Regions from separate parts of the Homo sapiens genome. Here region 2 is linked to region 1. A link is a loop called in an ENCODE intact Hi-C map of the cell type or tissue named here. Cell type or tissue: Caco-2. All regions are shown on one strand.

Region 1 (8,000 bases):
AACCATAGTACAACAATCAAAACCTGGATGTTAATACTGATCCAATATGAATATAGGATCCTCAGGTGCCATTCAACATTTTGCCTCTTCTCCTTTATATTTTAAAATTATATATGACTACTTACATTTTTCTAGAAGAAAAAATAGAACAATAAATCACAAAAATGCCTCTACCTCTGCACTACTCCCAAAATCCAAATTCCTTGTCCAGAGTTATCACTTAGGCCTTTATCATTCAGATACTTTTTCTGTGCAACATACACAGGGCTATACCCCCCTCCATTTTTGTTTCAATCCCAACTGGCTTGTCTCTAATAAAAATACGATCTCTTTTGGAGCTCCTTGTGTGTCAATAATAATCCTATCAACTTATAATTTAATTTTAATACATTTAAATTAGAACTTATAATTTAATACATTTAAATTAGAATTTTTTTCTGCCTCTTAAAAAGAAATCCACCACAGAGACACTCCACAGCATGCACACATAAACCTAGACTTAGCAATTTCTGTGACTACTTCTTGTGTTGTGCCTACATCAACACTCCAGTGACCATTCCTGGTCCATACACTTACGTATTCTCCTTTGATTACATCGCATGGTCACTGCCGAAGTGGAAGAGCATTTTAGATGCTAAAAATACTCTGCCGACTGCCTCTAGCAAAGCCTTTACTTTGAGTCAGCTCTCTTCCCTGAGGCAGGAAAAGGCCTGTTTCTCTACAAGGTCGTCAATACCAGATACTATGCTTCCCTTTATAAAGCCGATTTGATGGGCTAGAAATGGCAACTTGATACATCCTTCAATTTTTCCTTTGCTGGTGAAGTTAGTCATAACTTTAATTTTGAGGAATTTGAAAGGTTGATACTAAAATTTTTTTTTTAATTGCAGTGGCAGCTGCATTACACAGTTAATAAATGAGATCTATTTGCATCTGTCTTATTTCCGTCTGTCTTTTGTTGAATGCTGGCACTTAGTATGTGCCTCTAATCTAAAAGAGCTCTCTGCTCTTGAAGTTATTTCATTGGTCACACATTAAAAAATTACTGAGCACTTACTTTACACCAAGCAGGCATTGTTTTAGGTGCAGGGGAGCGAGAGGTAAACAGTCTCTGTTCTCATGGAGCTCACATCCTAGGTCAGGCAATAAGCAATAATCATTACTTTGATGTCTGTATGGGTAGGTCTGGCAGGATGCAGTCTAATGTGTTTGTTAATACAGTGGTTTAAAGAGTGTGCAGAAAGGGGTGTTCGAGATAGATAAAAGTGGGGCAGAAAGGTGACAACAGTTAAAGCATACTGATAGGTACACATGGGCTTTGTTTAAAGCTATTTTCTCTACGTTGGTACACTTTGAATATTTCTATAACAAAAAAATGCTAGTGGCATACAAATGCATGACTGCCTTGGGAGATTTTTTTCTTTTTGTTTTTTCTTTTTTTTTTTTTTTTTTTGCTCACTCTGTCTTCCGCGCTGGAGTGCAGTGGCGCAATGTCAGCTCACGATAACCTCTGCCTCCCGGGTTCAAGCAATTCCCCTGCCTCAGCCTCCCCAGTAGCTGGGACTACAGGCGCCCGCCACCACACCCGGACAATTTTTGTATTTTTAGTAGAGACGAGGTTTCGCCATGCTGGCCAGGCTGGTCTCAAACTCCTGACCTCAGGTGACCCACCCGCCTCGGCCTTCCAAAGTGCTGGGATTACAGGCATAAGCCACCAAGCCCGGCCAAGGGAGAATTTTTTTTCTTTTGAGACGGAGTCTCACTCTGTCACCCAGGCTGGAGTGCAGTGACATGATCTCGGCTCACTGCAACCTCCGCCTCTCGGGTTCAAGTGATTCTCCTGCCTCAGCTTCCTGAGTAGCTGCGATTACAGGCCCACACCACCGCGCCCGGCTGATTAGTGTGTGTATATATATATATATATACACATATATATATATATACACATATACATATATATATATATACACACACATACATACATACATATAAATACACATACACACATATGTATATGTATATATAGTTTTTTAGTAGAGATGGTGTTTCACCATGTTGGTCAGGCTGGCCTCGAACTCCTAACCTCGTGATCCGCCCGCCTCGGCCTCCCAAAGTGCTGGGATTACAGGCGTGAGCCTCCGTGCCCGGCCTGAGATTTTTTTTTCTTTTGGATGGAATACAATTTCCAATAGTGTCTAGGCCGACACCCCTCCACCCTCCTTTGCCTGTCATTCAAGTCAATACCCTGGAGAAAAGAGGCTGTGGGGGAGGCCATGTTCGATTAGGAGGTTTAAGAGTCCATCAAAGTGTCATATGTGTTAGGTGTGAAATGGCGACACTGGGAATTACTGTTAATAAGGGGTGGCTGCAGCACGGTGATTGTTATGAGAACATCCCCACCGCCCCACTTTTGTTTGAAGACTTTCGTACTGAACTACATGTTGTTTACTTTCAACAACGTATACACTACAGTTGACAAAAGTTAATCTCGGTGATAAGAATATGCCTGTTAATTTATCTCCACTGTGCTGAACGGTTAAAAAATTGTTTTTCTTCAATAACAAAAGGCTTAACATTTTATTTAAAAAAATTAGAATATCATTATTTCATTATTGTAATGGGACGAATCCTCCCTCCTTTCTGCCCTGGTTGGAGAGAAAGGAGTGCAGCCCACTTGCCCTCACTACCTTCAGCCTCCTCAGTAGCTTCTGGCGCCTCCACATTCAGAGGTTTCAGCTTCCCCGCCATTTTCCAACGCGGGGCCTGCGCGCGAGCCTCGCTTGATGACTGGTTAAAAAAGAAACCACGTGAGGGTGAAAGGCTTTTCAGCACGCATGCGTGCAACCCGCGGTTACGCCAGCGGTTAAATCAGGAGTCAGCTCTGGGCAGGCGCAGAACACACTGCGGCCCTGATTGCCAGCACACATGCTACAACCTTGAGGCTGTAACTCCACAAACAAGGGCAGAACTAGGGTAATGGCCAGTTGGGGAGTGAGGGTAGTGTGCACACACACAAAACCCTAGGGAGGTCTCTCCTGCTTTAGGCTGCTTGTCTTGTGCAGGTTGTCAAAGTCTGGGACAGACGTGCATGTGCTATGTGGTGGTACACAATAGTTCGAGTCTGTTTTCGTTTACAAATCCTCATCAAAGAGTTCATGAGAGAGGGTTACTTATCTCTGTTTCACAGATGAGTAAAACGAGGCTTAGAGGCTAAGTGCATCTCCTATGTAAAAATGCTGGATTTCAGCCACTGTGTGCAGTCAGGTGCTGTGTCCTGGGTTCCACAGGTGGACACTGAAGGCCACCTTCTCATTAATGTTAGCAGCAGCCAGCATTGAGGGCGGGTCATTTCTGGCAGGGTAAAGATGAAAAAAGTACAAGAAGGGCAAAGGAATATCCTTGTGGGTCTTACTTTTAGGCCTTTTATGTAGTTTTTTTCTTTAAAATACCCTCAGGCCAGTCCCAAGCATAGCCTGGCCCTGAAGTGCCAATTCCAGCACCCCCGTGGGCCACCCTAGACACCTTGGCCAGATCTGGACACTCAGGGCTGAGATTCAACTAGGAGGCAGACCACGGAAGCAAGTTTGGAGGGGACAGTCCCTGACAGAGGCTAGAGCATCATCCAAGTGGAGGAGATGAGACAGAGGGAAGGGAGAGGGAGGCCTAAGGATTTCCCCAGAGGGGGAGGTGCATGACTGGGCAGGGAAAGCAGCCTGCTCGCCTGGCGGCTGCCACCATCTCTCTCATCGGTGGGCCCTCAGACCTTGCCCCATTGCTTAGGGAGACAATGACTGGCCACAGACACACCCCCACACACATTTCCAGGGTAGACAGAAGGTAAAAAACAAAGGTGGTTGCTCCCAGCACTGCCTGGTCTGGGAGCTCCAACTATCAGAGTCCAGTGAACAAGCCATTATGGGCAGCTTGGTCCGTAGAGGTGGCTGGTGGTGTGGAGTACTTGGGTGGGTAACGAATGAAGAGCCGGTCCTCCTCTTTCTTCACCCAGCGCAGGAGTTTGGTCACTACCAAGATTGCACCTGCCTTGGTCACCAGAGGGCTGAGGCAGGTATAGAGCTCGAATTTGGAGGTCACCTGGGGGTTTCGGAGGAGACAGAGTCAGATGGGCCAGAGCTGGCTATGGACAATCCTGCCTACCCCAGTGCAGCTGCATGTCTGCCTCCTGCAACCTGGAACATGTACCTGGCAGCACCTCCTACCAGGTGCTGCCTAGATACTGGGCTAAGGTAGGTAAGCTGATATTGTGCAATTTCAGCTGGACCTAGTGACTTCAACTGGATGATGCTGGTTGTGTGTGTGGGTACTCTCTAGACCTGTTTGCTCATTGGGAACTGGGGAAAACAGTAACAATGTTTAATATTCTGTCAGTAACCTATTGTGTACAAGGTCCTGCTCTAAGCTCCTACAACTATGTTTTCATCATCTACAGCCAGGGAATAATATAAAGAGGAACTCAATTTATGCCTCATACCACATGGAGAGGCCTGACCCCACAAGGTCACTAGCGCCTTTCCTGTGCCACCTCCCAGAGCGCTCCCCTTCACTCCCTCTGCTCCGGCCACTCTACCCTTTCCTTGCTATTCCTCAAACATAGCCAGGCTTGGTTCCACCTCATAGCATATCAGTCCTTTCCCTCTGCCAGGTGTACTCTTCCTCCTAATATCCACGTAGCTCAATACCTCCCTACTCCACTCAGATGCCATCTGCTCAGGGAGGCCACCCTGATCACTTGGTTTAAAATTCTGCTCCTAACATATATTTTGTTTGTTTTTGTTTTTTTGTTTTTGACGTAGAGTCTTACTCTGTTACCCAGGCTGGAGTGCAGTGGCACGGTCTCGGCTCACTGCAACCTCCGCCTGCCAGGTTCAAGCGATTCTCCTGCCTCAGCCTCCCGAGTAGCTGGGATACAAGCGCATGCCACCACATCCAGCTAATTTTTTGTATTTTTAGTAGAGATGGGGTTCCACCCTGTTGGCCAGGCTGGTCTCGAACTCCTGACCTTGTGACTCGCCGCCCACTCCCCCCAACTCCCACCCCGACTCAGCCTCCCAAAGTGCTGGGATTATAGGCGTGAGGCACCGTGTCTGGCCCATATCTTGGTTTTAAAATTCCAATCTCTACTAAAAGGTATAAGGGCTCCATGGAAAAATGGCTGAGTTGAGGACTGGAATAGAGAAAGTCAAGTAAGATGTGCTCACATAGTGAAGGGGACGTGTCAGAGACACAGGGATCAGCCTGGCTAAATCAGGGTACCCACCGGCTAAATCAGAGGCAATCTGAACACCAAAATAAATGCTAGAGAAGGATTTTAGCTCACTGAATTAAAGAAAAATCCATGAGACAATATTGATAGAAAATTAAAAATTCAATAAATAGGAGAAGGAAAAGTTATTCCTTTTTGTTTTTGAAATGGAGTCTTACTCTGTCGCCCAGGCTGGAGTGCAGTGGCGCGATCTTGGCTCACGGCAACCTCCACCTCCCAGGTTCAAGCGATTCTCCTGCCTCAGCCTTATGAATAGCTGGGACTACAGGTGCGCACCACCACGCCCAGCTAATTTTTGTATTTTTAGTAGAGACGGGGTTTTGCCATGTTTGCCAGGCTGGTCTCGAACTCCTGACCTCAAGTGATCAGCCTGCCTCAGCCTCCCAAAGTGCTGGGATTACAGGCGTGAGCCATCACGTCCGGCCCCATGTTACTCTTTATAGTAAAATCCCAGCCAATAAATGTAGAAAGAATGATGGAGTTAGGAAAACCACCATCTGACCAGGCGTGGTTTTCACCACGCCCTTTATAACTCTTTATAAATATAAATATAAAAACTCTTTATATTGTTTTTGCAGCTTCTAAGTCTAAAGTTATTTGAAAATGAAAGTTAAAAAAATTTAAAAACAAAATTCTTAGCCTAGGACAATACCTGATCCACAGCAGTCACGCAATAAATTAATAAATATGCATTACATGGCAGGTGCCATTTCTGATGAGGCCTCCTTCACTGGCCTCCCTTAGTAGCTGACCTTTAGCAAACCCATAGGAAGTGAGGGCTGGAGCCCAGAGGAGACCAAAGGGAAGGATACCCCAGGTGGAGGGCACAGCAAGGGACCACGCCTGTAGTCTGAGGAGTGCTGGGGACTCATGGAGTCACAATGAGCTGGTGATGAATGGGGTGCCTCCAAACACATGGATTGGGCTACTGGGGAATCGGCAGGCACAGCAGTGGTAGTTAATGGGGCCTCTGGAAAGTCAAAGACACTGTCCTGGTTGCTAATCTGGGAGAAGCACACAGGAGGGTGAGGCTAATGTCGGATTAGAGACACGGTCATTAGTTGTCAGGGGCTTCAAAGATGTGTGTGTAAAGGCAGGGACAGTGTTGCAGGCAAGGCACAGCCCAGCCAGAGGCCTGCTGTGTTTGGTGGAGGCACTGTGGCTGGAGGGGATACAATATAGGGAAAGGAGGCTTGAAGTGGGGAATTAATTCACTCAGAGCCCTGCCCAACTTACCCAGGCCAGTAGTGTCTCCTTCTCAGCCACGTGGTAAATGAGGCGCAGGGGTCGGGAGGTGCTGTGGAGACGAGCATGCAGGCGGTGGTACAGGTCCGACAGCCGCTGCCGCTCCTCCTCTCTGCTGTAGGGGGCCTCTAGCTCAGGGCTGCCATGATGGAGGGAGGTGGAGGACAAGGTTAGTCCAGGGCCTTCTTGGCTGGCCCATTTCCTCCCTCAGTCTAGAGATTTCAATGAAGTTAGGGAGCTGAGCCTCTCCCATGAGACTTGAGGATTCTCAGGGGTTGGAGGCTGACCTTCCCTCATCAAACTAGGAGATTCCCTGAGTACTAGGGCCCTGCTGTCCACCAGAAGAGGGGGATTCCTTTAGGTCTGTGGCTGATGCTCCATCATCAGACAGAGACTTGTTCTCTTCCCTCTTTCTTAAGCATGGCTGGTTATCTCTCCTGAGTCACATCCCTGAGATGCTGAACTTCCTGGTTTGACAGGCCTTCCCACCCAGCCAGTTGCCTTAGGGTCAGGGCCTACCTGGTAAACTGGGGCAGTTGGCGGTGGTGGTCAGGGATGTCCAGCGGCTTATACAGGAAGTGCCGGAGGCCCGGCGCCCCGACAGCCTGCACGCTGTAGGCAGGAGCACTGGCTGATGAGGCATTAGAGAAGCTGGCAGCCTCCCCAAGGGCACGCATGGCACCAAGGGCATGCATCCCATCTTCAACCAGGCGCCGGCAGGCGGCCATGGCATGGAAGGCTTCACGTTGGGTGCCAAGCAGCAGCAGGCAGACAGGCATAGCATCCAGGCGGGCCACGTAGGCGTAGAAAAAACCATCAGGGTTGAAGCGGGGCAGGCACACAGGTGCCCAAGCCTCACCCGCCGCAAAGGCTGGTGCACCCACCCAGTCGAGCAGCAACTGCAGGTCAGCTGGGTCCAGCCGGCACTCGGCCAGCACATTTCGCTCCTGGGCTGCTGTTATAAGTCGACCGCCTACTGCCAGCACTGACAGCGCCAGGCCAGGCGCTGTGCAACGTCGGAGGAGCGCACCTAGTGCGTCTCGCAGCGGGCGGGCAAGGGGCACACAGCGCACGGCACCCAGGAGCAGGGCTCCTGGGTCCTGCTCCATACTGTCCAGAAGTCGGTCCAGTGTGCGCTCTGAACCAGCCAGCAGGCGGCGGAGGTCATAGTTCTGCTTGTGTGCGAAGATGCGGGCGACACTTGCACGTGTAAGTGTGCTCACGATCTGTGCGTGCACAGCTAGCAGCTCCCCCCGCAGCTGGGCTGCTGACTGAGAAGTCCGTGACATGGCCACGAGCAACAGTGGGCCCTGTTGTAGGAACACCAGCTTGTGGTCCTCTAGGGAAGGAAGGGGTAAGAAGGGGGGGTACAGCTGGATCAGGAATGACCAGAGGGAGACAGTGGGGCTCTTCTGCCCTCTCCTACCATACACACACCAGGCCCGAGTCCACATGCTCACTCTGTGGGCACCTG
Region 2 (8,000 bases), 1.6 Mb after region 1:
ACGCCCAGTTAATTTTTGTATTTTTAGTAGAGACAGGGTTTCTTTTCTTCTCTTTTTTTTTTTTTTTTTTTTTGAGATGGAGTCTCAACTCTGTCACCCAGGCTGGAGTGCAGTGGTGCAATCTTGGCTCACTGCAACCTCTGCCTCCCGGGTTCAAGCAATTCTCCTGCCTCAGCCTCCCGAGTAGCTGGGACTACAGGCACGTGCCACGACGCCCGGCTAATTTTTTGTATTTTTAGTAGAGACGGGGTTTCGCAGTGTTAGCCAGGATGGTGTCGATCTCCTGACCTTGTGATCTGCCCGCCTCGGCCTCCCAAAATGCTGGGATTACAGGCATAAGCCACCACACCTGGCCCTAGAGACAGGGTTTCATCAAGTTGGCCAGGCTGGTCTTGACCTCCTGACCCCAAGTGATCCACCCACCTCAGCCTCCCAAAGTGCTGGGCTTACACGTGTGAGCCACAGCACCCAGCCTAGGTGGTTTGTGTTACTGATTCCAAGAGTTCTTTTATTTATTTTGGATATTAATTATGTCTTGATTATATCTCTTACCCAGTCTGTGGCTTCTATTTGTTTTAGGTGCTTTTTTTTTTTTTTTTTTTTCCTGTTTTGAGACAGAGTCTCGCTCTGTCAGCCAAGCTGGAGTGCAATGGTAAGATCTCAGCTCACTGCAACCTCTGTCTCCCAGGCTCAAGCAATTCTCCTGCCTCAGCCTCCCAAGTAGCTGGGATTACAGGTGCCCGCTAACACGCCCAGCTAATTTTTGTATTTTTAGTAGAGACAGGGTTTCACCATGTTGACCAGGTTGGTCTTGACCTCCTGACCTCAAGTGATCCACATACCTCAGCCTCCCAAAGTGCTGGGATTACGGGCATGAGCCACTGTTCGTGGCCTGTTTTTGTTTTTCGCAACAGGGTCACCCAGGCTGAAGTGCAGTGGCACAATCATAGCTCACTGCAACCTTAAACTCCTTGGGCTCATCACCTGAGCTTCCCACTTCAGCCTCCTCAGTAGCTGGGACTATAGGCCTGCACCACGAGGCCCAGCTAATTCTTAAATTTTTTGTAGAGACAGTGTCTCACTACGTTGCCCAGGGCTCAAACTCCTGGCCTCAAGGGATCCTTCCACTTCGACCTCCCAAAGTGCTGGCAATACAGGTGTGAGCCGCCATGCTGTCTCATATTCAGATATTTAATCCACCTTGAATTTATTTTGTGTGTAATACAGGGATCTGTTTTTTCATATATAACCGTTATAGAGTCATGGGTCATCCAGTTCATTTTTCATGCCATTGCTGTTATATTTTAAACATGGGGGCCAGGCACCACTCATGAAGCTGAGATGGAAGGATCACTTGAGCCCAGGAATTCGAAGCTACAGTGAGCTGTGATCACAGCCCAGCACTCCAGCCTGTGTGACAGTGAGACCCCATCTCTTTTAAAATATATATATATGATTTTTCTATGTTGATAAATGAGACAAAGCTATAACTTTTTCTCTTATACTATCTTTATAAAGTTTTAAACATTGAGATTTTATAAGTCTCAAAAGAAATGTAATTATTCCTTTTCTAATCTCTGAAACAATTTAAGAAAGGGGTTCCTTAGTTTGATAAAATTCATCTGTACAATTTTACAAGTCTAGTGTCTTTTTGAGGAGTAGGGTTTGGGGGAAGAGTATATGCTTTTTTTTTTTAACTTTTAAAATCTTCACTTAGATGTTACATTTTAAAGGTAAAATTGACAAATCCACTGTTATTGACTGATATTCCAAATAAGGCTGCTTTCTTCAATGGTTTGTTTTGTAGCTGATAGCTACTCCCGCCTCTGTTCCAGGACTTCTGCTATAGCACTTACAACATTGCTTTGTAATTATTCTTTACATGTTGGTTTACCGCCAGACGGAAACCTCCTGGAAGACAGGATAGTACTTTGTTCGTATTTGTGCCCTAGTATGCAGCATGGTTAATCCTATTCTGTAGGATTCTGTATAATCCTACATTTACATGGTTAAGAAGAGGTTCACTACTCCCTCCCACCAGTCCCTGCTCCAAATGGGGCTGTTTGGTACACCAAGCAAGGCCAGAGTCCTCCCAGGCACATTATAAATAGAAAAAAAAAATCATGAAATGATTTGACATTGCCAACCACATCATTCTTCTTCAGTTTTACTTATTATCTCAGTTCTGCCACTTGGTAGTCGTGTGGCTGTGGAAACTTCACTACCTATCTTATGGGGGCTTTTTGAAGATTGTGATAATGTATGTAAATCATCTGGTATCCAGAGGGTGTTTAATAAGTGCTAACTATAAATTACTTAAAAGAAAAACACGGCTGGGCATGGTGGCTGACGCCTGTAATCCCAGCACTTTGTGAGCTGAGGCGGGTGGGTCACCTAAGGTCAGGAGTTCGAGACCACTCTGGCCAACACGGTGAAACCGTCTCTACTAAAAATACAAAAATTAGCTGGGCGTGGTGGCACACGCCTGTAATCTCAGCTATTCGGGAGGCTGAGGCAGAATTGCTGGAACCCGGGAGGCGGAGGTTGCAGTGAGCTGAGATTGTGCCATTGCACTCCAGCCCAGGCTGACAACAGCGAGACTCCGTCTCAAAAAAACAAACAAAAAACGCAATTGGCTTCAACGATACTTGCCTTTTGGTTTTCTTCTCTTTAGCTGTTTTTTCTCGTTTGCATTTGTGGGTTTGTGGTTGTGAAACAGAAATAAATCAAAATGCCTTTGGGAAGCCACCCCTCCTCCACTTCTGTAAAATCCTATTTCTGTTCATATGTTTAAGCAGAGGTTCACCATTCTCTGGCCCAAGCAGGGCTGTTTGGTAGTCCAAGCAAGGCCAGAGACCTCCCAGGGACTTTTGTTAGTGCTCTCAGAAAAGATGTTCTTCCTTCCACTAGAGTTGCTAAGCAACTCCAAAGATGGGGCCATCTTTGCCATCACATGGAGAGAACACAGAGAAAAACAAAACCAAGAGATGGAGTTTTGATGTTATTATTTGATCCCTGGTTCTAGCTACACCTCAAGCCAGTGAACCATCCCTCTGAGAGGTGAGATAATAAACTGCCTTTTTAATGCTAAGGCCTGTTTGAATTGGGAGCATGTCATTGCAAATAAAATTCCTTAGTAACACAGAGCTTGCTTTCCCTTTACCTTGATCGCTCTGAGGTCAGTTTCTAACTGCTTTTAGTGTGAAACTATCAGCAAAGAGAAACAGATTTTATTACCTCAAGTTTGGTAAAGACCCAACAAGATGTTTGTGACAAATTAAGAATGTTTCCTCTGATCCCAACTGAGAAGATGACATCAGTAGAGAGCTTGGATGAGCTGCTTATATAATTTGGTGAAGATAAAGTTAAAGGTCTTTGTTTCTTCCGCAATGGAAAGTGTGAGTCATTTTAATTACATGTTCTTAGACTGGTGGGACATACCTGGTTTCTTTATTCTTGTCTGTGTAGTGCTCTAGCCACCAACACAGTATGTCTGCAGAAGATTTAAGAAAGTATCTAAGCATTTCCTCTCAAATGTATTTGTGTCCTAGCAAGCCTACACATCTCTACTAATGTGTGAGAAATGAAACTCATGCGCATAGATAAATCTAATCTTGATTTTTAGGAAGAAGGGAGTAGAAAGCAGTACCTTAAAGAATGCAGGAACATGAAAAAGATGCACAGAAGTGATATGGAAAGATCACTAAAATATAATGTTAAATGAAAAAAAGCAGTGTATATAGAAGTGTATGTTTTCTTTGTATAAGAAAAAGAAGAAGCCGGGTGTAGTGGTGGGCGCCTGTAATCCCAGCACTTTGGGAGGCTGAGGTGGGTGGGTCACCTGAGGTCAGGAGTTTGAGACAAGCCTGGCCAACATGATAAGACCTCATCTCTACTGAAAATACAAAATTAGCTGGGCGTGGTGGTACATGCCTCTAATCCCAGCTATTCAGGAGGCAAGGCGGGAGAACTCCTTGAACCCGGGAGGCGGAGGCTGCAGTGAACTGAGATTGCACCATCACACTCCAGCCTGGGTGACAAGAGCAAAACTCCGGTCTCAAAAAAAAAAAAAAGAAGAAAGAAAATAAGGATATGTATTCATATTTAATTATCCTTTTTACTGTGCCATTATACTGTCCTTTAAATTATCCTATTTACTTTTAAAATATTGAAAAGAAACAAGAAGCCAGTAAAAGTAATTTCCCATAAAGGGCAGAGGTGGTTAGGAAGCTGGCAGGAGCAAGCCTTCTCAGTGTATACCTTTTTGTATTGTCCCGATACCTCAAACATGTGAACATATTAGTTATTCAAAACAATGTCTCTCCTCATGACCCTGGCCATGGCTTCCCGACCCAGGATGTGCGGCCATGACCTCCACAAGCCCTCTTCCTGGTCTGGCAGATGTAGGAGCCACTTCTCTGGCCCATCCAAATGCGGGTGAATAAAGGACATGGCCACAGTACAATGCCTTTATAAGAGAATTTTTATTGTTAATTATTTACCTTAATAGTTTCAGAAAGAGGAACAAATTAGCTCAGTCCAACATGATTGGCAGTTGGCATATTCTAGTGAAGCAAGTGTTCTGACTGCTAAGGATTTAATTTGGATAATTTTAATACTTAGCCATCTAACACTTCAAGCATAACCCAGAATAAATGCATCACCTTCCCTTTCACTTTAATACCGCACCTACCTCACTTCGATATAGAAATATCATTCAATATGATTTCCAGAAGGACAAGTTTCCTGGAGAATACAGGCATGAGGACAATGCACAAAAAGAAAAACTCAAAATAAAACTCTGTATGATAATTTACTAGTCTAAGGAAACAAAACCTTCCAATATATTAAGAAATAAATCCAGTTACAAATGCACTAATAGGTCTATGTGAAGAGGTTCTGGTATAATAACTGAAAATGGCTGGCTATTTACAAGATACACAAGCAGTTACGGTGCACCTAGCCCAGCAATGGCCCTCAGAAGCCAAAAGTGTTCTCTCCGCTGTAGGCCACATATAAGAATCCATCTTCATCTTTTTCCTTCTCGTAAAGCTGTCCCATAGTTAGGCTTGAAAGAGAAAAACAAAAACGTCATTGAAAATTGGAGTCCAGGTTTCAGGAGAAAAAGGATGGCCTGAGGACAGGAATTTAGTAAGACTTCAGGTGTCAGTACCTGCTGTGTGCTTATAATCCTGTTTTAAAGCAAGAGAAAGGAGCCATAAAAAGATTAAAATAAATGAAGTCTGCAGAAGGCAAAGCCATTTGACATCCTCCCAAGTAAATCCTTTAAAGCAGCCAGCTCCTTCAGGGGGCTTTGGCTGGCTAACACATGGATGCCTCTTAAATGCCAAGGACAAGGGAAGAAACTAAGCAAAATGAAGAACCTGAAAGGCTCACCTCTGTGTGGGTAAAGGACCCTAGCAAAGAAGAGTAGTTTGGGTTCATTCTCATGGAATCTCCCCAGCTAAACCGCTGTGCCCCAGGGTGCCCACATGGTGTATCAACATCATCAAAGAGAAGTTATTTTCCTCACACTTAATGCAAAAAGCTCTAAATGTATCTGGGATCCAAAGAAGCCTGCCCAACCTCCCAAAGAACCCTCCAAAAATAGATACTCTTCAAACTAAACGTGTGTGGGTAGAAAAGCTGGCTTTCCCTAAGCAGTAAAACAGACTGCGCAGTGGAGACCTAATCTAGTTCTGTGCCATGAAACTGAGTTGGACCAGCTCCAGAGTAAGACTAGTAACACCTGGATCCCTATGCAAGCTCTGCCCCGTGACTGTACTCTCTGAGATGAGAGGAAGTGCAAATGTGTTAAGACCATGAGTGAAGGGATCAACCAGAAACAGTGGTAAGATGCTCAGTCTGAGACATCTGAGGTCACTAGCCCAGATAGGTAAGTCACAACAGATCCTTAAAAGGGGAACTCATAAACCAAGAGCCAGTGGGGAAGATAAGGAGTCCAAGGCCTCAACCTGAGGAAACAGTGACTGCCCCACTTGCTGCTTTGCTCCTCAAGGGCTGAGTGGAACCTCCATGTAAACATGGACAAATACCACATTTATGAAGGGGGAGGTTTTGAGTTTTTTTCCTGTTCTTCCTGCCCCATTTGCAAGCTTAGCTCGGATGGCTGTGTGGGTAGATGAGAATTATTAAGTAACAATGTGGGGGAGGTCTGAATTTGAATATGAAAGAACCTGTCATCAGCATCTTGTACAATAAAAACGGTGCTCCCTGTGAGGACCTCTTAGCCTGGAATTTGTAAAATAAGGACTCCCTGGAACAGAACTGTTCAATAGAAATCTCTGCTCTGATTGAAATGTCCTGTATCACTGCCACAGCAGCCACTAGCTACATTCAGCACTTGAAAGTCTGGCTCGTGTGAATTGGGATGTGCAGTGTAAAACATAAACAAGGCTTCAGACTTAGTATGAAAATGCAGCAAAATAGCTCAATTTTGATTACATGTTGAAATGATAAAATTATGGATATACTGGGTCAAATAAAATATATTAAGTGGATCACCTGAGGTCGGGAGTTCAAGACCAGCCTGACCAACATAGTGAAACCCTGTCTCTACTAAAAATACAAAAGTAAGCCGGGCGCGGTGGCTCACACCTGTAATCCCAGCAGTTTGGGAGGCCGAGGCGGGTGGATCACAAGGTCAGGAGATTGAGACCATCCTGGCTAACAACGGTGAAACCCCGTCTCTACTAAAAAATACAAAAAATTAGCTGGGCGTGGTGGCGGGCACCTGTGGTCCCAGCTATTCAGGAGGCTGAGGCAGGAGAATGGCGTGAGCCTGGGAGGCGGAGCTTGCAGTGAGCCGAGATCGTGCCACTGCACTCCAGCCTGGGCGACAGAGCGAGACTCTGTCAAAAAAAGTATCCAGGCATGGTAGTGCACGCCTGTCATCCCAGCTACTCGGGAAGCTGAGGCCGGAGAATCGCTTTAACCTGGGAGGTGGAGGTTGCAGTGAGCCAAGATCGTGCCATTGTACTGCAGCCTGGGCAACAAGAGCAAAACTCTGTCTCAAAAAAAAAAAAATTAATTTCAACTGTTTTTATTTTTTTAATGTGGCTACTAGAAAATTCTTAAATTACATATGTGGCTTGCATCCATTTCTACTGACAGCACTGCCCCAGAACAAGACTTAGGGGGCAGTGGGTAGAGGGAGGAACAACGCCTGCAGCCGTGGGTCTCAGCCTTGGCTGCACATCAGAATCTTACTTTAAAGAGAGCTTTAAAAACATCTCTGTGCCCAAGCCCTACCCCAGACCAATGAAATCATCACTATGTTTTGTTTTGTTTTGTAAAGACAGAGTCTTGCTCTGTCGCTTGGGCTGGAGTACAGTAGCAGGATCTCGGTTCACTGCAACCTCCACCTTCCGGTTCAAACAAGTCTCATGTCTTAGCCTCCCAAGTAGCTGGGATTACAGGTGCATGCCACCACGCCTGGCTAATTTGTTTTTGTTTTTGTTTTTAGTAGAGGTGGGATTTCACCATGTTGGCCAGGCTGGTCTTGAACTCCTGACCTCAGGTGAGCCACCGTGTCCGGCCTCATCAGTATATTTTTAAATGCCAAAAATGATTCCATATGCAGCCAGGTTGCAAAGGGAAATGCCTGACCTTTTGTTGGGGGGGAGAAGGGAGGGTCATCTTTAAAAGCTATGTGATTAGGAAGTAGAGTGACAAGCCAGGAAGTGAAATGACAAGCCAGAAACTAGCAGAAGGGCTTGAACATGTAGCTGAGTCTCCCAAGATTTTTACCCTGGTGGTTGAGAATGCCCAGAGAGTAACCCCATTTTTCTCTGAAACTCCTCAGAATGAGGCTAATGGGAAAACAACTACAGCTACTGCCACAACTCTTTACCCCATTTGTCCAAGTGTCCAGGGTGATCTTGATGACAACTGTCGTAACATCTCCCCGCTGCCACTACCAGATGGGTTTAGATGCAGTAGCAGACATTGTGTGCAATTCAGAGTCGCCCCATAGTGTC

What was found. A loop is a pair of places that touch in the nucleus more often than their neighbours do. Peaks named below come from ENCODE experiments on the same cell type or tissue, not always from the same donor. Only the 100,000 strongest peaks of a DNase experiment are listed, where the experiment ranks them.
Region 2: it touches region 1 in a loop (14-fold over the local background); 5 of 110 quality-filtered maps call a loop at or near these places.

Annotation. Positions count from the first base shown.
Region 1 is chr16:77,194,200-77,202,199 of GRCh38, reverse strand. It overlaps MON1B (MON1 vesicular trafficking associated B), which reads right to left. Exons shown (of 6, transcript NM_014940.4): 4 at 7,046-7,865; 5 at 6,518-6,665; 6 at 1-4,092. The coding sequence ends at 3,892. SYCE1L (synaptonemal complex central element protein 1 like) reads right to left here and starts at 2,792. Exons shown (of 11, transcript NM_001129979.3): 1 at 2,688-2,792. The coding sequence starts at 2,748. RefSeq lists an enhancer at 4,971-5,140. In Caco-2, no CTCF peak of the experiment used is centred here; no DNase peak of the experiment used is centred here.
Region 2 is chr16:75,574,347-75,582,346 of GRCh38, reverse strand. It overlaps GABARAPL2 (GABA type A receptor associated protein like 2), which reads right to left. Exons shown (of 4, transcript NM_007285.7): 4 at 4,466-5,068. The coding sequence ends at 4,978. Among named protein-coding and RNA genes, the nearest start is that of GABARAPL2, 12 kb to the right of the region's middle. RefSeq lists a silencer at 5,824-5,903. In Caco-2, no CTCF peak of the experiment used is centred here; no DNase peak of the experiment used is centred here.